Regions from separate parts of the Homo sapiens genome. Here all the other regions are linked to region 1. Evidence: chromatin loops called from intact Hi-C (ENCODE). Cell type or tissue: mammary epithelial cell. All regions are shown on one strand. Region 1 holds the start of LOC105373887 (a long non-coding RNA gene). Region 2 has its middle 780 kb from the start of MIR4268. Region 3 overlaps LOC105373891 (a long non-coding RNA gene).

Evidence for each region. Hi-C counts contacts between places; a loop is a spot of excess contacts. Peaks named below come from ENCODE experiments on the same cell type or tissue, not always from the same donor. Only the 100,000 strongest peaks of a DNase experiment are listed, where the experiment ranks them.
Region 2: a loop joins it to region 1, with 8 times the contacts of the local background. A loop is called at or near these places in 17 of 110 quality-filtered maps.
Region 3: a loop joins it to region 1, with 26 times the contacts of the local background. A loop is called at or near these places in 18 of 110 quality-filtered maps.

Annotation. Positions count from the first base shown.
Region 1 is chr2:219,732,504-219,740,503 of GRCh38, reverse strand. It overlaps LINC02832 (long intergenic non-protein coding RNA 2832), which reads right to left. Exons shown (of 2, transcript NR_185880.1): 2 at 2,576-3,050. LOC105373887 (a long non-coding RNA gene) reads right to left here and starts at 1,705. Exons shown (of 3, transcript XR_923923.2): 1 at 1,549-1,705. In mammary epithelial cell, CTCF peaks have their summits at 3,124 (motif pointing left) and 4,097 (motif pointing left); DNase peaks (open chromatin) are centred at 4,063 and 7,203.
Region 2 is chr2:220,682,750-220,690,749 of GRCh38, reverse strand. No RefSeq gene overlaps it. Among named protein-coding and RNA genes, the nearest start is that of MIR4268, 780 kb to the right of the region's middle. RefSeq lists an enhancer at 3,187-3,481. In mammary epithelial cell, a CTCF peak has its summit at 3,331; DNase peaks (open chromatin) are centred at 3,289 and 7,899.
Region 3 is chr2:219,992,851-220,000,850 of GRCh38, reverse strand. The region is part of intron 1 of LOC105373891 (a long non-coding RNA gene); the gene reads right to left. Among named protein-coding and RNA genes, the nearest start is that of MIR4268, 90 kb to the right of the region's middle. In mammary epithelial cell, CTCF peaks have their summits at 1,794 (motif pointing right), 2,508 and 3,417 (motif pointing left); no DNase peak of the experiment used is centred here.

The DNA of each region.
Region 1 (8,000 bases):
TCCCAGCTGCTGGCAGCCTAATCCAGCAGCCATGCAGGGAGTCTCGTTACGCCCGTTTCACATGGGTCATGTCAAGTCAACGTGTATTTCTTAAATGCCTCTGACAAGCCCAGAAAGAGGGTGGAGCCCCCAGGGCCTCAGTGACTTCCTCTGCGAAACGAAAGACTTGCACTCGCTGCACTTGTAAGGTGCCTCCCACCTCTGAAGTCCTGAGATTCAGGATTCCGCTGGGGGAAGGGTGGCTACTGCCCAGGGTTGCCAACTGCCAGCCCCGCCCCTGGCATGGCCCAGGCCCAGTTCCTTTCAAGCCTGTGCACCTGAGGCTTCATGTGGGCAGAGTAACCCCCAGTCCAGATATAACCACACGGAGATGAGGGGACGTGTGTGTCATGAACACAGTCACGGCCCCAACACTTCTCCACGGCTGAGTCCCAGCCCTGCCTCCTCCCTGGCCCCCAGCTCTCTGGGCCACTCTGAGATGGATGGCAAAGAGGCAGATGCTTGTCTAGATGGTGTGGTTGAAAGGGAGTCCCCGCACACCCTCCAACTATCTCGCTCACAGACCTGCCTAAAATCCTCATCACAGGCACTTCGATTCTTTGCATTCAGGCATCTTACTTCCAGAAGTTTCCTGTTAAATGCAAATATACACAGAAGAGTCACATGTACTCAGCCTTGGACTTCTTTTTCCAATGCCACCCTTTCACTAACATGTACCAGCTCCCCTCACTACTCCCCAGCAGCCTGAGTCCAGAGCAAAGACCTCTGGCAAACACAAGAACTCTCCCACCAAGAGAAAGGCAGAAACCTAAATTTATGGAGAAAAAAAAAAAAAAACTAGATAGGAAGAGGGAGAAAACAAATAGTCATGCTATCTGACTTCCACCCTGATTTATTTTATGCCCTCCCACAACTAGGGAAAGAAATAGGAATTGGAAGAGGAATTGGTTGGAAAAGAAGAAAAGGATAAGGGGTAACGTAATGGTGATTTGCATACCCATTGTCTTACGAGTGTATTTAGGAATAAAAGTTCTCACTTTTTAAAGTTGTAAAGCCCCATCACATTTTGTTTGATTTGGCTACATGAAACTCTCCTTAAATTACTGCACATGTTTATAAACTTGAATGAATAAAAATTAATTTTGAGTGGGGAGACTTAGAGGGATACGTGTAGCTACACAGAAGGAAACCACAGATATGCAGAACTGGAATTAGCTCTCCGCCTTCCTCACTGAAGCCAGAAGAAAAACTGGAGTCACCATGCATGGAGCAGAATTTAGACCACGTGGAAGACTTTCCTAAAGGAGAGTTGTTGAAACTGAAAGAGAGAATTAGAGGAGATTGGGAGATTTCTTTTTTTGTAAATATTTTTTAAACAGAATCTGTCCCATTTGTGATGGGCTGAAATGTGTAACCGCACCCCCCCCACACACACACACCATTCATGTGTTGAAGCTGTAATCTCCAGAGGGGCAGCATTTGGATACTGGGCCTTTAGGAAGGTAATTAAAGTTAAATAAAGTCATTAATGTAAGGCACTGGGTTTACCGGCAGAAAACACGGCAGCATCCCCGTCAGGAGTCCGGCAATCTCCTCACAACACTCTGACCCATTGGTTCCAGAATCCATGTCCTTTTTTTGAACATACCACCTCCAGGCCTACTCAGCCATCCTTTTTTTTTTTTCTTGGAGTCTCACTCTATCACCCAGGCTGGAGTGCAGTGGTGCCATCTTGGCTCACTGCAACCTCTGCCTCCCAGGTTCAAGTGAGTTTCTTGCCTCAGCCTCCTCCCAGATAGCTGGGATTACAGGCACCCACCACCACGCTCGGCTAAGGGGTCCAGATTCGACCTGTCAAGAAATAAGAGGATGATGCTGTAGAGAAATGGGAAACAGCCATTGTCCCTCACAAACAAACCCAACAGGGGCAGGCAGTGTGCCCCTGTACACCAGGAAGGGATTTTTTTTTTTTCTTTGTAGACAGTCTCACTCTTTTGTCTAGGCTGGAGTGCAGTGGCGCAATCTCGGCTTACTGCAACACCCACCTCCTGGGTTCAAGTGATTCTCATGTCTCAACCTGCCCAGTAGCTGGGATTAAAAGCATACACCACTACACCCAAGTAATTTTTCTATTTTTAGTAGAGATGGGGTTTCACCATGTTGGCCAGGTTGGTCTCGAACTCCTGGGCTCAAGTGATCGGCCTGCCTCGGCCTCCCAAAGTGCTGGGATTACAGGTGTGAACCACCGCACCTGGCCTGGAATGGCTTCTCGAGTCAAAAAGAACCAAAGAAGAGACTGATGCCTTACACTAGGGATGGTGTCAGGAGACAGCTGCCTTCAGGAAGCTGGAGGTGCTGGGATGGGGAAAATGAGGGAATTTTAAAAGGAAATTTGGGGGTAAATATCTCAGCTAAGCATGGGCTTAGGGAAAGGAATTGAACTGCCCCCAAAAGCTGGGACAACTTGCCTGTTTTGAACAAACCTCTGGTTAACATTAAGAGTAGAAATCTGTACTTGATAAAGGACTTCTGTTCCAAAGCTTTTGAAGGAGGAGAAGTGAAGCTATTTCTTTTCTTTTTTTCCTAGTAAATATTTGTATCAAAAATTCTCAAGTTTGTCGCTATTAAAACGAGGTGATGTAGGTGTTTTCATTGGTACTAAGAGGAGCAGGTAAGCTGTGGACTACTGGTAAGCTGCTGGAGGCAAGACTTGATTTGTAGTATTTGCCAATTTCTGGGTTATAAATACTCCCACCAAGGCTGATTTCAAGCTACCAATGGTTTAACAACCAGCTTGCAAAATTCCTATTTAACCAGAGTCTCTGGCAAGTCACCACCAGCTGGCTCCAGCCAACTTCTGCAGGGCATGCAGGCTGAGCAGTGGCAGGTGACCCAGCACAGAACCAGCAGGGAGAGCCAGAGGCCTGGAGAGCAGAGGAGAAATCCCAAGGGTGATGTCAGGAACGCAGGCAGATCCTCCTTTCCAAGATGCATCGCTTCACGAGCACTACTGGAGGTCCAATGTCATGGTCATCCAGCTGTCCCACTTCCTGGAAGGGAGAAGCACATTTCTGTTCTTTGGGATGCACTACCTTATCCCCTGCACACTGTGATTGTGCCATCTGCAGTCCAAGGGAAGAGCAGCAGCCACAGAGAATACCCCAAATCCACCGCAGTCTTAAACTTCCAACATGTCCACAAGAACTTTAGTTTACAGAATAAAGAAAACAAAGGGAAGGAAGGGAATTTTATTTAGAAAAGATCTTCACTAACCATTGTAAAACCAATGAGCCCCACTTCCCCAGGGACCCCAAGAAAATGCCAATGGTTTCCTCCATAAAGTGAGGAAGAGAAAAGGAGTTTCCAAAATCCATGTTTGGATTTGGCCAGACACGTGCTGAATGCTTTTCCCCAGCAGATAGCAACAGGACCCGAGCAATTCCATCACCCATCTACCCCTGACCTTCTGTAGATGACACCTCTTGACTGACCTATACTCTGCACACTCACGTATAATTCATTTAGAACTTCATTCTGTGATCCAGTGTGTCTCAAATAAAATACAAACATACATTTTTGTTTCCAAAACCAAACCAAATGCAAAAGCTGAGACTGGGGCTTATACCTCCCTAGCTTACCCTTCAGTACCCAGCCCTGAGCTCTCCACTTGGCCAATGTTCCATACATTTTTGTCTTTCTCCCCTGCAGAAATTCACCAGGGGATTCTCTCTAAAGGCTTATGCCAGTCACTTCCAGGGTGTTATGAAAACCTATTTTTTGGCCCATGGGGCAGAGAATTGGGTAGAATTTGAGCCAGCACTGGCAAGCATTAAACTAATGCTTGATGAAGTGGATTAACTAAAAGATAGGATTATCAATACATAACCTAGTGGTTCTTATTATATGTATGTGAGTTATCCATTTAAGAGTCCAGGTAGGGTAATACGTTTAAACAGTGCATACGTAAGAAGACACAGAGGGTGTGAATGATGCATATGTTTCCACCAGCCCTCTGGCTGTGCTTCAAGCTGAAAACTCCTGCATTTCCTTGGACTAAGGAACCACAACTAAGAAGGCATTTATTGGGAACGATAAAGGAGAAAGGGTGACCTCTGCTGGGGAAATGAGTTTGTATCTCATTATTTTCTCCAACTCTGTGAAGAAAAAAGTGAATAAAGTGGGAGGAGGTAGAAATGTAACAATGTCCTCCAGGAACAAATGATCATTTTTCCCCACTAATAATTTCTACAATCTCATCAACAAAAGGTCATTGTTTGTTTGGCACATGAACTCTTTAATGATGTGTAGAAATGAGATTCGACTAGGTTTTATAGTGTTTAATAATCATTCTCTAGAAAAAAATGAAGAAATGCTTTCATTTGGAACTGAATAATTTGCTTTATTTTCCTTTTTCTTTTTTGATATTTCACTAATGAAATGAAGAATCTGCAACTGCTTTTTAAATATGAGAACTACTTAGAATAAATGAAAGTCCAGCCCCCAAATGTCTCATTAAGGTCTACAAGTATTCGTTGGATAAATCCACATTTTAGGAATTAAAATATTAAAAACACTTTCAAACAATCTCTACATTTTACAATTGAATGTTTTATGAAGAATGGGAAATACATTACATCGCTTTAAAACTCAGCAATGCTCAGAACAAAATCACTTCTTTGTCGTTCTCATTACATTGCTTGATTTCACTCCTTTGCGTGTCTTTCATCGCCTTTTGACGAGCAAAAAACATGTGTTGTGCCACTGGCCCTCCAACAGCATTCAGTTATTAGTCAGACTTTCCCTGATTCTAGACATCACTTTGGTCTTTAGCTTTGCCAAGTTTAAAGCAAAATACCTAATTTCAAGTTTTCCATAGAAAAGCTGGGCAAGATCCTTTTAAATCTAGCTTTTTAATTGTGTGATGCTGGTGCACATGTAATTCTTCTGTGTGTGTAATTAGGCTCATCAAGGGAGGGAGTGAAGAGGGGACACACAGGAAAGCAGACTTGGAATATCATTCAGAGTTATAGAAGCTGGATTACACTTTTGGGAAACCGTATGTCCTTTGGGAGTCATGACTATAAAAGACATCAGTATCCACTGTAATGGAACCCATGCTCTATCTTTACCAAAAAAATTTAATAAATCAACTTAAATAGAGTGTTTCTTTAAATACCTGTTTATATGTCCTACATAATAAAAGAATTGTATCTTTGTCAGATGCTTTGCTTAAGCTAGTGCACGCTTCCTTCCCACTTCCCTCAGCCTGATGACACAACAGACTATTTCATCGTCAACACCTTTTTGGAAATTGGGCAGAGAGGACAGAGAAAGGGGAAAGAGTAGATTTAACGTTTATTGGTTGGGTTCCTGCCTGGGCCTAAACTGGGGTGGGTGGGGAGGAGAAAAGAATAGGAGTGAAAACAGGTCAAACAGGACTCATTCCCAGCACTTGCCATGACCTCTTCACTCCCTTGCTTTTTCCTCTAATATCATAAACGTATTCATTCTTTCCTCAGAATATCAAGGAGATGTATTCTTCCTTGAAGGCAATGTTTTTGCTTCCTTTTGTTTTATTAAAAAAGTAGACAATGAATTAAGAAATTAATCAATTCTAAATGTTCATATTTATTTAAATGCCAGTATGCATCGAGTTTTTAAAAAATTAACATAAGACCCTAAAAATTCAAGTAATTGTATCTAATATTAATGACAAGAAACAGTAAAGATGGAAGAAACATATTCCTGAAACCATATGTATTTCTTAGAAAAAGGTGACCTTACAGGTGTAATCATTCATATTAGCATTCGATAGACAACCATCAGTTAAGTAAGTCACTACAAAGGCCTAAGTCATTTCTCTCATTTGATTAATATTAAGCACCTGCTGTATGCCATGCACTGCGCCGGGCATTAGGGAGACAACTCTAATAAAGTCAGATTTCCTTCTGGTCCTTCTGGAGCTTATAATATCATGCCAGACATCAATCAACCATCCACAATTTTAAATATAAAATTACAATAGTGATGAGTGCTACCACTGAGAGGTAGATGGTGCTACGGGAGCATTGTTTTTCTTAAAGAATTGTGTTTTTAAAATCCATCTGCATAGTGGGAAAATCCAGCATTGTTGAATTCTGGCCTAGGGCAGAAATAGCTCAAATCAAAGAACTAAAATCAACATTTTATAGGAACAACATGACCGAGCAAACTCTGAGGTAGTGGTCAAAAAGGTGCTTGATTCAATTTAAATATATTTGTTCAGCATCTATGCTATGTAAAGAAGTGCTTATCAAACTTTCATGTGCTCGGGAATCTCTTGGCAATCTTATTCAATGCAGATTTTGCCTCTGTAGGCTCAGGGTGGGGCCTGGGATTCTGCATCTCTAGCAAGCTGTTAAGAGATGCTGATGCTTCCGGTCCCTTCATCATACCCTAAGTAGCTCCAGTTCAGGCCAAGATGCTGAACTAGCGAGGCTGCTGGATGTCCATCCCACCTCTCACCCCTATTAACCCCACAGGAGCCAGAAAAGTAAAGAAGAGAACACTGTGAGAAGCTCTTGAGTTGACTGGGGATGTTATTTCAAATGAGGTTGTGAAGTGGTGGCTTTGTCCCAAGGCAGGAAGCAGCCCAGCAGGGTTGTGGGAAGAGAAAATAGAAAAACTGGTGGAATTCTGCTCTCACCAACCCCATATCTCCTTGGGGCAAACAGTGCCTGCACCTCACCTGCCAAGCTCAGATATCCTCAGAAGAAACTGAGGATCCTCAGAAGAAATAATCTGGAAGTTATTTCTATGTCTCTTCCCCTTCAAACTCCCAGGGCTGGAAAGTGACAATCTGGTCTTGATGGTGGGCCTCAAACTTGGCTGAAGATACAAATCATGTGGGGAGCTTGAAAGTACTTGGATTCCACCTCTAGAGATTCCATTGAAATTGCTCTGGAGCATGACCCAGGCATCCAGATTTGTAGAGGCTTCCCAGGTCATTTGAATGTGCAGCCAAGATTTAAAACCACTGAATTCTGACTGTCTCCTGCAAATCTGCTTCTCTCTGAGGGACAAAAGATGAAGGCCTGAGCTAAAAGCTTATTTTGTGAGATAAGGAGCAACGGAATATAATTTTCAGAGCTCTCCACCCTGGGGCTCATCTAGCCCCATCCCCTGAGTTCACTGGAGCTAACACGCCTGGACCTGCCTTTCTCAACTTGTACTGCCTGTGGAGTCAGTGCCCTAGGGAAAAAATGAGCACACAAAACAAAATAACAGGACATTTGAGGAGCACAGACATCTCTAAAGGAAGAGGGCCTCCTGGATGACAAATTCCAACAGAAGCAGAAATATTAGGACAGATGGATCAAGTATTTTTAATCATCCTGGTAAATATATTAAAAGATAGAAGGAAAATTAATAAGAAGCAAAAAAATATATAAAGAGAATCAAGCAGAAATACTAGTAATAAAAATATAAAAATACAAATAAAGAGCAGAATTGATGCTACTGAAGAACAAATTAGTGATTTGGTATATCAGATTGAAAAAACATATATCAGAAGGTAGATGAAAAGGACAAGGAAATAGACAATATACTAATAAAAAGAAAAGCTAAGAGATAAGGAGAACAGATGCAGAGGTACTAACATCCAGACAGTAGGAGTTCTATTTAAAAAAGAAAAAAAATAGAGGGGAAGAAGATTTGAGGACATAACAAAGATCAATTATTCTGCCACATCTATAGAGAGAGAAAGTGAGAGCAGAATACACACAAACACACACACACATGAGAGAGAAATAAAGGAAAAACTCATACCTAGGTATACTATAATAAAACTTAAGATTTTTATAAAACAAAAAAAAGTTCTAAAAGCTGTCATAAAAAGAGGAGACCACATACAAAAGAACGAGAATCAGATTGGCATCAACGATATTGGATGCAAAAAAAAAATGGAGTAACGTTTTGACAGAATTGAAGGAAATAGAATTTAGAACCTATTATTTTATAGT
Region 2 (8,000 bases), 950 kb before region 1:
ACAATGGCTTTTTCATGATGAGAAGAAATTATCTTAGCCATAGAATGAATGAGAAGGAGTAAAACTAAGCACATTAGCTAAGAAGTTGTTAGAGTAGTCCAAGCGCATTGTTTTGAAAGCCTTCACTGTGATAATAGAAGACGGAATGAAAGGAAAGAAATGGAAGATCATCTCAAATAAAAATAACTGCAAGACCAAATCCTTCATTCAAAATTATTATAACAAAAAGTATAATTAACATCTTAATCTAAAGGAAAGAATCAGCCTTCGATTTTATAATTGATATCTCAAAACCAAATTCACTCCATAATAATTCCTTTAGCATCTACCATGTGCCTGGCACTGTGTAGGTACTTGGAATTGAAAAAATAATCAAATCATATCCTCCAAGAGTCCAAAGTCCAGTGGGAAAAATCACATGAATGCATAATTAGGATGCAGTTTGGCAAATGCTGGAGCAACATTCCATAAGAACACCAGAGAGTAGGGTTTTTTTCTTCAATGTCATATTGAGAAATGTTTTGTAACATAGGGCAGGGACCCCCAACCCCTGGACAGCAGACTGGTACTGGTCTGTGGCGTGTTAGTAACTGGGCCACATAGCAGAGGTAAGCATTACTATCTGAGCTCCTCCTCCTGTCAGATTAGCAGGGGGCAGTAGATTCTCACAGGAGTGCAAACCCTATTGTGACCTTCGCATCCAAGGGATCTAGGTTGTGCGCTCCTTATAAGAATCTAATGCCTGATGATCTGAGGAGGAGCAGTTTCATCCTGAAACCCACCCCCACTCCACACACACAACAGCCCTTGTCCAGGGAAAATTTGTCTTCCATGAAATTGGCCCCTGGTGCCAAAAAGTTTGGTGACCACTGACATAGGGGACCTGTGAACTGTGTTTTGAATTAGGACTTTATAAGGCAGAGGAGAGAAAGGAAAGGATGTTCCAGGAAGAGCAAACAACATGTGCAAATGCTCAGAGATGAAGCGGAAATTAGTATTAAAGGATTTACGGCGTGCTTAGGAAGGACTTCGCACTTCCCGGCAACCATTTGAAATTAGGCACCACAATGTGACTTTCTTTGGCCAATGATTCAAAATGGCCACTTCAAGGCAGAAGATCTTAAAAGCCTATCCTTGATTCACTACACACCCTTCCCTCTTCCTGAGGACAGGGCAGATAGTGGAGGCTCCGTAGCCTGGATCTCTAGGTGAGACATATGTAAGCACAGCCTCCTCAGGTTGCGAGATGGACATGTAGAACCAGTGAAAATAAACTTGTGTTGTTTTAAGCCACTGAGATTTGAGAAATTTCTTCTTGCCTCAGCATTAACCCAGTCATTCTGGATTAACACAGAAAATGGAAACTTGAAGGGGAGTACTATGAGACCACAATCCCAAACTCTATGACAGTGGCTTAGTGTTCAGGCAACAGGTGACACGGAAGCTATCACTGAAGGCAAACAAGGTGATGACCAACACAATACCACAGTGAAACCTTTAGTGAAATTGTCTCAAAAACCGCACAGTAGTCTGGGCAGCAGATTATGTACCTAATGCATTGGTAGCTTTAAGGGAAGAGATTGAAAACTGCTAGTATGTATCGGTTGCTGGTGGTTGCTTCAGAAGGTATATTACAGAAAAAGGGATAAGCCCAGAGAACAAATGAGAAATTTGCAATAAGGTGAAAGGAAATAGAGGGAGTCCATAAATTAGAGAACATTTAGAATTTGAAGTAGCATCTGTGTTTCATTCCTTAACAGCAAAAGATAAAACTGAAAAATCTTAGAGGAACAAAGGCAAGAACATGTAGCCTTTTCACAAAGGTAAATTTAGAGTACGGCCTTCACACCTACTGTTAAAATCACTGAAAGAATTAAGGGGTCTCAGATCAAAGGTCTCACCAAAGATGTGGTGTCCATTAAATCCACTCAATTGAACAAAAAGGAGGCTAAGTATGTAATTCTTCCACTAAAGCTTGATGGGCTCAGCAGAGCTTTAATGAAGCAGGAAGCGAAAGGTATGAGCATGAGAAAGCCAAAGAATGTCAGAATTTTGTCTCTAAAAGGACTGTGGTTGAGACAGAGCTCACTGTCAAGTATATAGGAAGCCAACTTAATTTTTGAGGGAGTTATACTACCAAAAGGATCATCAACTTACATTAAAATTGATTGACTGTTTGAAATTCCAAATGACCCAGGGACCCCCAATTGTCTGCAGGCAGCAAGTGTGGCAAGAAGACTGCTCAGTTTTCAGGTGGGCATATTCTTCGGATACCCACTTTGGATTTGAAGGAGAGTAATGGAGAGGAGGACTCTCCCAGAGGGCAGAACCAGGAGCCACAGAGATCCAAGGACAAGGGGGTTACTTCCAGGAAGTGAAAACAGTGCCTAATTAAAGGTAGTCCTCCTGTAATCCCAGCACTTTGGGAGGCCAAGGTGGGCAGATCACTTGAGCTCGGGAGTTCAGGACCAGCCTGGGCAATGTGGTGAAAACCTGTCTCTACTAAAAATACAAAAGTTAGTTGGGTGTGGTGGTGCATGCCTGTAGTCCCGGCTACTTGGGAGGCTGAGATGGGAGCTTGACCACCGGAAGTCAAGGTTTCAGTGAATAGAGATCGTGTCACTGCACTCCAGCCTGGGTGGCGGAGTGAAACCCTGTCTCAAAAAATAAAAATGTAAAGGTAGTCCTCAAAATACTTGAGAAATAAGAATTTAGAGTTGCTACAGCCAGTCCTATGTCTGCTGTGTGTGCCCCCATTCTTCTGTCTGAATGCGAGTCTTTATTTCAGTAGTCCTTTGGTTGCTCCATTTTGGGGTCCTGAGCATGTGGGGAGCATAACTGGCACTGGACTTACAGACTATTGCACCTCACCCCCTGCTGTGAAGACTTCCCATCCTTCCTGTCACCCAGAGATCCTGCACTTTGAGCTACATGCTGTGACCGAATGGCAATTTTGGGTTGTCTCACCCGAAAAAAAAAGGCTGAGCATATTTTGCACGTGCAAAGGACAGTGTACTATGTATTTCAGAACGGGATGGCTCCTTAATGCTCTTCACTAGCGTTTCCGGGTCCCCTTCATCCAGGCACGTGATACCATGGCATTGCTGCACCCCTTCACATTATTACTTGTTTCGGTCATGAGGATGTGAGCAAAAGATTTGTGTCTCGCTTTTGGGTAAAAACCAAAAAAAAATTTCTACTTTCTGGGTAAAGCCGGTGTATGATTCACCATGTTCCCTCCCTTCATGACCATGATCTGCAATATTTTAGATTGTCCTGCTTGGGCGGGCTGGGCCCCGGAGAGAGAACAGTGTAGAACAGAGCCCCCTGCTGACTCCAGATGGAAGTACAGCATGACTGAAATCCACCTTCCTCGTCGGAAGCCTCTCTACAGTTTGGGGGTTGTTGGTTACTACAATTTAATAACAATCCATCCTGAAGGACATGTACACTAAAATAAACTTCGTAAGGTGTAAGCACCAGGTATTAAAAGTTACAAGCATGGAAAGGGAGAAAATAGTCCAAAGAGAATACTGAATTTGTGGACATTAATTATCAACTAGCCTAGATCAAAGGCCTCCCCTAAGGTGGAGTCTAAAGTTGAATCTTTCAAATAATTAAAATGGACATCTATCAAAATAATACATATTTCAAGAATAATGACTTTTGGAAGTCTCAAATGTGGATAAATCTAAACATATTATGATATTTGAGGTGCTTTAATAGTCCTATTATATAATAGAGTATCTTTAAGGTAAGAAAAATATTTTAGTTGCTTCCCAATAAAAAAGGAAGTAAAACTCAAATGCATTAAATCCATGATTATATAATTAACACCGTTAAATAGGTATATACCAGGAAAATATGCTACTTTTATGTGCCATACTATATGATCTTTTTAACTCTTCAGAGATCTTTAGTAAAGTGCTTGCTGATGTTGATTTAAAACATGATTTGGGCTCTGAGGACAAACCAAAACATTAGTTTGGTGATATTACATATTTCAGATTTGATGTCCTGCCACTCTAGAAATACTCTGAATTTATAAAAGCAGGTTGTTATGTCTAAGATTTGGCACTTATCTGTGAAAAGGGAAGGGAAATTTGTTCAGTTTAAGGAGGAAATACCATAATCAGTGCCCTGGAGAACAGCTATTTAAATTGAGTGCTTTATTATGAAATCATGGGTATTTAGCAGAATTATATCCAGATAGCTTTTTTATGTTCCTTTCAACCAGGCAGAAATTCCTTCTCCATGGGAAAATTGAAAATAGGGTATTGACAAATTGTGGAAATAATAAAGAATTCTGTGTAACATCATGAGTTTTTTTTCTGGGCGGGGGGTGGCGAGTGAGGAGGCAGGGGATCTTTGGTTTATTATCTCAGAAAATGGGTCAAGGCACAGGTGGGATCTATGCTTCCTTTCACTTTCTTTAAATCCTGGGCTTTCTGGGAGCCTTAAGAAATTTGTCTTTATGTTCCAACTTTGCTATTCTTAGGTGAGAAATGTTGCAGAAAAATGCTTATTTTATTTTATTTTTTTTACATTGCTCAAAAACTTCACTTTGGCTCATAATGTCGTATGTGCACTTTTTGTCGTATTGTGACTACACCTTTTAAACTCCCAATTTACCAGGGGATGTGTTGTTCTTGATTCACTCACTGATAAGTGAACATCAGAATGCTAACAAAGTGGGGGGCCCGCAGGGGAGCCGCTGTGACCGTAACCCCGATGAAACACAAAGCAGGAGGAAATTGAAAATCGTGTGTGAGTGTGTGTGTGTGTGTGCGTGTGCACATGGCTGTGTGCCTGTGTGTGTACGTGTCTGAGAGACAGGCAATATTCCCGCATTAAGTCAAGAGAGGCAGAGTGGTGATTTCTATTGAGGAAACCAGAAGGAGCTCTGGAAAAATGTCATATCAAGCCTAATGCTCTGCAAATGTAGAGAACTGGCATCTTTTTTCTAAGGGCAGTACATTATGACATTTAGAGCTAAAATTGTAAAATTATGAAAAACATTTTTACATGCTTGGCACACCGTAAGTGTTCAATAACTATTTTCAATTTATAATAATGATGACTGTAGCACATATTTCATTTATGTGAATACACAGTGATAATGGAGACTCTGGGATTCTGCTACGCAACCCTAGCCCCATCCTCCCCTCACACATATACACATCCCAGGGAAATTATTATGGATGAAGTAATCTGGACTGGATGCTTGGCCAGTCAGTGAGTTCTGTATTGTCAATCCTTGACGTTTTCTACATTCAAGTAGAATGGAGATAGTCATTCACTAGGTGGAAAGAAGGATACAAGGGGATTTGATGCGGGAGAAGAGCACTCCACCTTAAGCTGTCACAGAGGGCTGACAAGGAAGAGAATAGTGCAACATGAGGTGGGACCACCACTGAGGTCGATGGCTGGGAGCTAGAGACATTCAGCTTTAAGCTGGCTAGGGACATGTATCAGACAATGATCAGCATGTCACAAAAGCTGCCACGGACTGGTCAGGCCCTACCAGGAACCCTAGAATTGTCTAGGACACTGGGGATGGGAGCAACTGCGAAGTCAGTCTGAATTCAGAGAGATAAAATACTGAGTTTATGTAAGAAAGATCTTTTCCTTCCAGGGGACAAGTGGAGCCAAGATGATGCCAGAAAGAAAGGTTGATGGTGGTCAGACCAAATGACAAAGATCTAGGGAGACCTGAGGGTCCTTTCCGATCTGGAAAAGGAGTTAACTCAAATCTAACACCTGGTACCTCACAGACACCTGAATGTATTTAGCCACAAGTGTCTTTGTTTTGCTTCTGTTTCCCCCAATTTAGTTTCTATGACTTAGTGACTCAGGCTTTTAAACCTTCAGAATGATGATGGATGTGATAGTTGGGTCAGAAGAAACTAAAGCTTTTTCACACCTCTCCCTAGTTCCATCCCATCTCTCTGCCTCCTTTGGACTTTCTGCCATGCCATTATTTGGCCAGTGTGGGGAAGGCGATACCTCAGATTCAAATTTCCTTTCCAATTGAGAGTTCACTGAATACCTGGTGTGTTTTAGGTGGCTGGGGCGCTTGATGCTAATATGCTCACACAGTAACTTCTAGGCAAGATGCTAGTGCTTTAATAGCAATTTCAGGGGACAGTGCCTTCCCCACCTCAATACATTCAATTATGGATGTTAGATATTTGGGCACAGTTATTTATTTTAACGTTCCATAAATATCAACATGCAGCCGTCTACCTACTCCACCCGCCATAGCCGTAGAGACATGCTTCATGGCTTTGTTCTGAAGTTCCCTAATTGATCTTCCGAACTTGTTCTGGACATTAATCTTTTTGGGGATTGATGATCAGGGCTTTATGTGAGTCTCTTGAATATTGTCATTCAGAGAAACCCTGTGCGTTTAGACTCTAGTCTTGGGCTCAGATTGTTTTCCACAGATGCCATTCTGGTGTTAAAGTAACCCATGGAAACATATGCAAAGTAAGTGAAGCCAACCAAAACGTTATTTTTTTAACTGACAGGTGAAAAAACAGGAAATAATCTTAAAAGTCTAAATTAGTATTTTAATACCATGTACTGTTTCGTTTTGTCAGGATAAAGTCCAACTAGTTTGGCAAAGCCCATTTAAGGCTCTTAACAATATTGCCCACATATTCCCCAGGGCATTTTTCCCAACTGGTTTCTTCAATCCAGGTCCACCCGACTCCTCACCATTCCTCAAAGGTAAATGTCCCTTTACAAGCCATTCTGGGCCCTGGCCATGCCATCTCTGTCCCTAGAATAAACTTTCTTCTTTTTTTTTTTTTTTCCTTAAGAAATTCCTACTTCTTCTCTAGATTTAAAACCAATGCCTCCTCTTTACAGGCTTTGCTTGGTCTACTTGAGTTGTTCTTTCTCCCAAACTTCTACTGTCTTCATCCCTAACTTGATTACATTATTTATGAAAATATATTGTGGGTATCTATTTACATGAACGTCTATCCTGTGTGCTCCCAGTGAGAAGGGACTCTTGTTTTATTCATTTTTGTAGCTTTAGCACCTAACAGTGTTGTTTGCCCTAGAAAAGAAACTTAATAAATGTTTGGGGAATGAATGACTAAAAATAAGTCCTAAAACGTATAACGCAGTCTTGTTAATAGGAAACATTTGTCTTGACACATGGGATAAGGTACAACACAGGACATGAGAGAAGGAAAAAGAGGAATAGAATAATTCTGTTATAAAATATCCTTGTTAAATAAGCCACAGGGTATTTAAAACTGTGAAACATTAGACACATTTTACTTAAAAAAAAAAAAACCCTTTACTATAAATTATTACTTGCCTCTTGAATAAGAAACACAATTCCAGCCAGGCACGGTGGCTCGTACCTGTAATCCCAGCACTTTGGGAGGCCAAGGCGGGTGGATCACCTGAGGTCAGGAGTTTGAGACCAGCCTGGCCAACTTGGCAAAACCCTGTCTCTACTAAAAAAGTACAAAAATTAGCAGGGTGTGGTGGCGCATGCCTGTAATCCCAGCTACTCTGGAGGCTGAGACAGGAGAATCTCTTGAACCTGGGAGGCGGAGGTTGCAGTGAGCCAAGATCGCGCCACTACACTCCAGTCTGAGCAACAAAAGTGAGACTCCATCTCAAAAAAAAAAAAAGAAAGAAAGAAACACAATACAATTCCTAAAATATGACTATCAATTATCGAGCAATCAGAATTTTAAAATTACATTTAACCCACAAGCTGGGAGATGCCTAAGTAGGTGGAATTCATTGAGCTCTGAATAAAATTGGCATGCCCTGATTTTCTGACACTAAGGTGCTGAAATGTGCTGTCAGGTATTAACATGTTTGTTGATGGTAACTTGGCTTAGCAGGATAGAAACTCCAGTCTAAGTTTTATGATTACATTTTCATTACAAAACACAGATCTATATCTAAGGCAGCTTATTGCCTGGAGTTATTAGTCATACGCTGGTACAATGCTTGACTGCTGTTATCCC
Region 3 (8,000 bases), 260 kb before region 1:
ATTAACGACCAAGAGGCCAGGCCCCGCATCTTTCTCACTGGCCTTATCTTTTTGAATTGCCTTATTAGTCATGGAGAGTGTTTTGCTGTTTCTGTGTGCCCCAGTGTGTGTGCACCTTTGCCTCCCACATTCACATCAAGGCTCCTCTTGGGAGGACTGCCCTCAGGACACTGGAGCACTTCCCACACACAGACAGCCAGGAGTTCTTGGGAATTTGCTTCTCTCCAGGAGGCCCTTGACCAGTGGTGTGGAGGTACACAGGCCCAGTTCCCTTGGACAACTCGGAGTGCAACTTACACCCCACAGTGCCTCTACCCATCAGAATAAAGTCACTTCTGGGACCTTTGGCCTGAGATTGCACTTGCTCACCTACATCCCTTTCCCTAACCTGGGAGCACTTCCTTAATAAGTCTTTTGCGGCAAATCCTCTCTTCAGCATCTACTTCTAAGAAACCAGACCTAGAACTTTCATCTCCCTTCTCCTCTTTGCAGCTGTCCTTGTGTTTGGGAGGTGCTGCCTAGCTAGGTCTTGCGAAAACAACTCTTCTCCAGAGGCTTAGATACATAGTTGCTTTCTTGTACATTCTTTGGAATGCTTTTCTATCCAGGATTTTTGCTGTGGTCGATTATTAATGTCTGCTGTGGGGTAGGAAGGAGCTGGGGAAGACATATTAGCCCATATGTGAAGTATTTGCCATCCCTGGCCTAGAGGAAAGGATGCAAGAAGGTCTTTTTATTCTAGCCCTTAAGTCAGCCTCTAGCATGGCCCAAAGGAGTCCAGACTTTTCTAAGCAATCCACCTCACTAAGACCTCCAGGGTTTATTGTACAACTAGCAATTGTACATTGACCTGAAGTGATCAACTGTAGGTGCCCCCAGGAATTTGTGGCAGCTGTGGGCAGCTGATGGAAATATGGTATGAGGAGTTCTGGGGCCTATCTCATCATGAGTACCAAGTGTTGGATTAAGGGGGCCGGAGAGTGCGGAAGGCAGGCCCCAGAAAAGCTACTTTGGTGCAGGCAAGCTCTGATAGTATCAGCTCACCTTGAAGTCGGGCAAACCTGAAGTTGAGCATACACTGTACAAGTATCAGAAGTTAGTGTCAATCTTAGAATGCGTTTGAACATCAAGCTGTAGGCAAATAGCAGAGCTGATATTGGGCGATGCTAAAGAGCATAGTCCATCAAGCAAGCTGGTGTCAGGAGTCTGGAAATAGAGGCCAAGTCCCGGAAGTCAAAGACATAGAACATATTACCAGAATGACCCTGAGTCTTTCTCACTCAGGTCCCCTTTTCTTCCTCCTTCAGTTTTATTGAGTTATAACAGACACACTATACAGTGCATAAATCTTACTTAAGTGAATGAGTGAATTTTTACTATTGATGTAACATTTCCATCAACCCCAGAAGGCTTCTCCTTACCCCTTCCTAGTCTACTCCCTTACCAGAGGTAACCACAGTTCTGCTTCTATCACCATAAACTAGCTTTGCCTGCTCTCAGATGTCACATGAATAGAATGCTATAGGATAGATTCTTTTGTATCTATTTTCTTTTGCTGCATATTACATCTGTGAGATTCATCTATGTTGTTGTATGTATAAGTAGTATACAAGTAGTTCATTCTTTTGTGTTGTCAGGCACTATTCCACTGTATGATTATATCCAATTTACTTATCCACTTGGGTAGATCCCAATGTCTTACTATCACTAATGAAACTGCTGTGTACATTTTTGTACATGTATTTTGATGGACATGTGTGCCCCCTTTCCTTGGTGAAAGCTTTCGGAGTAGAATGACTGGGTCACAGGGGAGACAAATATTTACCTCTAGGTGGTGCTGTCAAGTAATTTTCTAAAGTAATTGTACCAATATACACTCCTACCTCCTATGTATAAGAGTTCTACTTGACCCACAGCCTTGTCAACTCTTAGTATTATCAGTCTTTTTAACCCACTAGGGTAGTAGAATCTCACTGCGGCTTTAATTCGCATTTCTTATCTACGGTGCCCAAAAGTTGGCTGTCTCTTCCATGGCATCCTAAAGTTTCTACTTTACCTGACACATAGACAGTCACTCTGAACCCATGGGCGACCCCTGGCACTTAGAAACACAGTTAGCTCAGGACAGAGACAGATAAGGAGTGTGATAAACAGATCTTACTGTAGAACCTTAAGGAAACTGATGGCCACTTGACTCTGACACATCACTGACTTCAGCAGCCACTCTCTGTCCCAGAGTCTCTCCCGCTGAGGTGAAACTTCTAGATGCTTCTCCAGATCAAACTCCAACCAAGCGTTCACCTCACCCAGCAGAGCTGAGGAAGCCAAACTGCCAAGTGAGCTTGGAGAAGGGAGACTGTGAAGATGGCATGACACAGAAAACAATGCCCAGAGCATACAGTATGCAGATGTATGTAAATCATATATAAAAGCCAGAATGCAAGCCTTCAAGTGATAATGCTCTCCAGCTGTCCTAAAGGCTGTCTCCATTCCGGAGAACACCAGGGTGCGCTGGGGAACCAGCAGGCAGCATAGTTCAGCAAGAAGGGTATGGTTTTCCTCTTTCCTTTAATCTGGGAGCATGAGTTCACTAAGTCCCTAAGGATCCATAAAATGTGAAAGTCTGTTTTTTTTTTTTAATTGGTTGTCCATTTGTGTTCAAGTAAATGAGGCACAGCTTCTTCCAGTTGGTCTGCAGCTTGAGTCAGATGGCAAGAGAATGTCACCATCCGAGGCACCTGCTGCAGGCCTAGGAAGGGGCACGGCGGCTCTCCTGAGAATCTGGGATGGTGACCCAAGTATTTAACTCAGAATCAGTAGCCTGACTTGTGTCCCTAAGTGCCACTTATGACCTTGGGCAAGTAACTTCCTCTCTGTGAGCCTCATTTTTCCCATCTGTAGCATGAGCAGATTAGACTAGGATCAACTCTCTAAGGTCTCTAGATTTCTCTGAGCCTGTGATTCCAGGTAGAGTCCCTTCAATCTAAACGCTGATCAGAGTGAGTCATTCTGCCAAAGCACCAATGAATCCATTCCCACGTAGAGCAATTAGAGCTGCGCGAGTTCCTGCCACACGTCCAAGATGATAGAAAGCCCAACCCAGATTCTGTGCTGTATCATTGAGCATTAAGACACAACAAGGGCTCTGTTGCAGCATAATAATGCATGCCTGGCTGATTTATGAAGCATCCAACTTAGAAGCGCATTCTTCGGTAACGCCTTGTAATTTAGGCAGCACTCCATGAAAAACACAGGTAGTGGAGGCAGTTGTGCTCAGATCCGGTTACCTCCCACAACTTCCAACTTCCCTGCCCCTGTGCTGCCAGCCTTCATCTCCCCTTCCACCGTGTTCAGAAGCTTGGCTGCCCCTGCCTTGATCACACCTTTTTGCACAGCCAGTTCTCCCCAGTCTGTGGCGCCCCCTATTGGCTCTGGGATTTTGTCAGACGCTCCAGCTCTGCGTCACCAACTTCTAAGCTGAGCAATGGGAGCTAACGTCACTGTTGCTGTAACCCGTGAAATCTTAGCAATGAGGCCAGGCAGAAGACAACTACTACCAGAGAAACAGAGACATGAGCCTCCACCACAACCCATCTCCCACCCAGCCTAATTTTCTCCATAGCACTTATCTCTACCAATGTTTATATTTATTTTTACTACTTTTGTTGTCTGTCTTCCCCTTTGGACTTAAAGTCCAATGATAGCAAGGCCTTTGTTTTGTTCTTTACGGGATTCCAGCACCTAGAGAGTTGGCTGGCATTAAGGAGGCACTCGGTAATATTTGCCGAAGGAACCATTTATTCATTCAAATAAATAAAGATGTCAGGTGGTAGCAATGGCTATCGAGCAAACTAAAGCAGAGTAAAGGGGATGGGGTGCTAAGAAAATGAGAAGGTTGCTATTTCTGATAAGGTGGTCAGGGTGGGCTCTCTGCTAATGATACTTAAGCAGAAACCTGAAGAAGTAAGAAAATGAGCCGCTCGGAGATAAAGGGAGAAAATGTTTGAGATTGAACAGCTGATGCAAAGGCCAAGCAAAGCCTTGGCATGTTTACAGAGGACAGTGGGCTAAAACAGAGGGCAAGAGCAGAAGGTAATAAGGCCATGTGGTGTCAGGGCCACATCACCTAGAGAGGAGGTCAGCGAATCACGGCCTGTGGGCCAAATCTAACCTATCACCCACTTTTATAAGTAAAGTTTTGTTGGGACATAGCCATGCTTATTTGTTCACATGTTGTGGCTGCTTTCCTGCTGCAGCTGAGCTGAGTAGTAGCCACAGACGCCAATGGTCCACAAAGCCAAAAGTATTTACCATCTGCCCCTTTGCCAAAAAAAAAATGCCAGCCCCTCCCTTGATCACTGTAGGCCACTGTGAGGACTTCAGCTTTTTCTCTAAAGAACATGAGACACCATTAGAGGAGTGACATGAGCAGACTCACAATTTAGGAGGATTGGGATGGCTGCTGAGCAAAGAATAAATTGGAGGGGTGGAAGCAGGGAAATCAATTAGGAGGTGAAAAATGAAGGTGGTTGGGACTGGAAATGTAATCAGATCAGAAGATGCACAAAGTCTAGCCATTCTCACAGCCTGGAGTGAGCAGGGTGTGTTTTGCCCTAATAGATTTTGGCCCAAAGCATCTGGGTTTGTGGGAGGGAGTTGGGGAGTCATCAAACTGAAAGTAGGATGACTTTCATCCAAAACTGAAAGTAGGCAGTTTTTTCCAAGGCAGGAAAGAAGCCACAGCAATGGTGCTAAAGGTTGCAACGAGCTAATACCATTTTCCAGTGATCTCCTTCTGGCTGCATAGTCTGGGCTTGGGCTGGGGTCCAGACAAGACCCTGGTTCACTTCCTGGTACCTTTGGTGCCTCATGGCTTCCCTTACTAAGGCAGACACTCAAATGATTTGAGGGGGCTTGGGTACAGGCCCAGACAGAGGCGTGGGCCAGTGCGTGGAGTGACAACACTGATGAAAGATTCCAGAAGTCAAAAGGAGGTGACAACACAGACCAAAGATCGTAGAAGTCAAAAGGAAGAGAAAAGGAGGTGGTGCCAACAGGAGATGCTCAAAAAGAAAGTGTAAGAGGGTCTCACGTTCTTACAATCAGCCCATGAACTACCAAGACCAGGGACGGGGTTTCGCTTCCCACCATTGCCCTCTGCACACCACACACGCAGGCTGCCCTGTAAATGAGACATGTTTTGCCTGTCAGCTCTGTTCTTGATGTTCTTTTAACCAGACTTCTAACACACACAGTTATTTGAGAAGGGCTCGGTGAGATCATGAGGAAGTCTAAGAAGTCTCAAGAGAAAGGGAATAAAAGAGGAGTTTGGGAGTCTCAGAGCCCTGCACTTAAACTTCATAACTATAACTTATTAGCTGTGTGACCCACTGCAAGTTATTTAACCTCTTTGTCCCTCAATTCCATCACTTGGTAAACAAAGAGGATGAGACAGCAGAGTTGTTATGAGGATTGCAAATAATGGATAAGAAGCCCCTGGCCCATATCAGCAGCTATTATCGAAGGGGTAATATATTATTATATTATAGAAGGAGTAAAATTATAGAAGGAGTAAGCTTCATTTACCAGATGTATAATCCTGAGAAAAATAAATAGCCTTTCCCAGCTTCATAGTTTCCCTGTCTGTAAAATGAAGACGATATCACCTTTACCCTAGAGTCTGGGGATTCAATTCACTCAGAGCAAACTGCAGATATAAAGCACTTAGTGGAGTGTTAGCATAGAACAGACACTCCAGGCAGCCCAGACACCTTTGTTATTTGTGAAAGGTCCTCTGAAGTCAAGACCTTCATCAAGAGGGTAGGAGGGAGACTGACAGAGCAAGCAAGAGACCTCAGGTTCACAACAGGCCAAGGCCAGAGACGATCAAAGGTCAAGGGACCAGGACTGGTAGAGATGTAAGGGTGCCCACCCAACACAGAGCAGCCATGCCCAGTTGAATCCACGTCAACCCAGAACATGAATGGCTCCAATGGGCTTCGGTCCTGAATGGATCTTTCCTTCCCTTGCAAGATCCAGGGTTGTGGGGTGGTAGAGAACAAAGGAGTTGTGGTAGATGACCAGGAATCCCTGGGAGGAAGAGGGAGAAATTCTCCTTCCTTGTTTGCTCCTACTTCAGGCTTCCTCACACCACCGACAGGTAAGGGTTGGCAAGCCCTGGGCATTGCAAGGACAACACAGAGCAGGTGTCTGTGAATTCAAAAGTATTAAGGAATCTGAAGACTAGGAAGGATATATAAGGTCACCTGGGATTGCAGCAGCACAGTGGACAAATCTTTTACTCTCTCTGAGCCTGTTTCTTCATCTGTAAAATGGGGATAAATGGTCCCTGTCTGTTTCATAAGTTTAAATAGTTATGACATTTAGCTATGGTTTGAGAAAAAGGAACTAAGTAATCAAGACCATCTCCATTCAGTCCATTACAAGTTCCATCTCAGAGACAGGAAGATGGAAAAGGAAAGAGAAGGGAATGTGTTTAGATGCCTCCCAAACTCCCGGCCAGCCACAGAGTCAGTGCAACAGCCCAGATTGCCGACCCCAACTCTAGGCATCAGACCTGCCTTCTCCATCATCAAAGGGTGCCTATTAGAGTAGGAGGCTGTGTTGGGACCCTGAACTGCCCCAGTGCATCCTAAAAGAGCAGTTTAGTTGGACCTAATGGGTGCTCTAAGGAGATGTGAGAGGAGACATCATATGGCTGATGAAGGACACACAGCAATGAGCAAGGCAGGAGTGATTAGAAGGCTCAGTCTTCCTGCCTCTGGCCCTCACTGCCAACACCTTGCCAATATCTGAACCCCAAATGGGCCTGAAATTGGCAGAGTCTGCTGAGCCCCTAATGCCTTATAGCACTTATCTAATCGTCCACCATAACATGCTTATGGACCACACAACGAGAGCTCCAAAACGTCCTGCTTTATTAAAGGAGTGAATGAATGAATGACAAAATGAACACTAAATTTTCAAATGCTTATGTTTGATTTCTGCCAACCTCAACTAATACCCGTGTCATGAAAATGACACTCTGGGGCTGAGCGCTGTGGCTCATGCCTGTAATCCCAGCACTTTGGGAGGTTGAGGCAGGCAGATTGCTTGAGCCCAGGAGTTTGAGACCAGCCTTTGTTTTTGGTAGAAACCCCTTCTCTACCAAAAACAAACAAAAAATTACCCCAGTGTGGTGGCAAGCACCTGTAGTCCCAGCTACTCAGGAGGCTGAGGTGGGAAGATCACTTGATCCTGGGAGGCAGACGTTGCAGTGAGTAAAGATTGTGCCACTGCACTCCTGCCTGGGTGACAGAGCGAGACCTTGTCTCAAAAAAAAATTAAATTAAAATTAAAAATAGAAATGAGAGTGACACTTTGTGCCATCTGAGCTGTAGACTAGAAAGTCCCAAAGGACAGATGTCACCTGGGATCAACCCAACCTCTTCTCTTCTCCATAAAATGACAGTGGCAATGGCTTCTGAGTTTACTTCACAAGTAATTGAGAGAGTCAAATAAGAATGGGCATGAACATGCTTTAAATGTAATAGGATGTACAAGGACCTGAAGTTTTCAGAAGCTTCCATGGACCCATTTGAGGTCAAAGGGAAGAACATTACATGTTGGGGTAAAAGGAGGGAGCTTTGATTCTCCAAGCCAGCAAGGCCTTGAATGGTACACAGCCTGCTCCCATGCATTCTTCTCCAGAACTTCATCTCTTAGGCTAAGGAAGGGAGTGTCACAGGAATAGATATAGCAGGAACAGCAGCAGCAGCAGCAGAAAAAAAAAGTTATATTTAATGAGAGCTTACTATATCTAGGGCTCCATGCTAAATGCCCCTCATCATTATCTCATTAAGTCTCCAAAACATCTGTTTCCAATGGGAGTAGTAATTAGATTATGGTTCAGTAAATATTCATTCCCATCTCCCTCCATAGTAGGAATGCATTTCCTACTCTGTAGGAAATTGAACTTGTAGACGCAGGACTTGGCCATG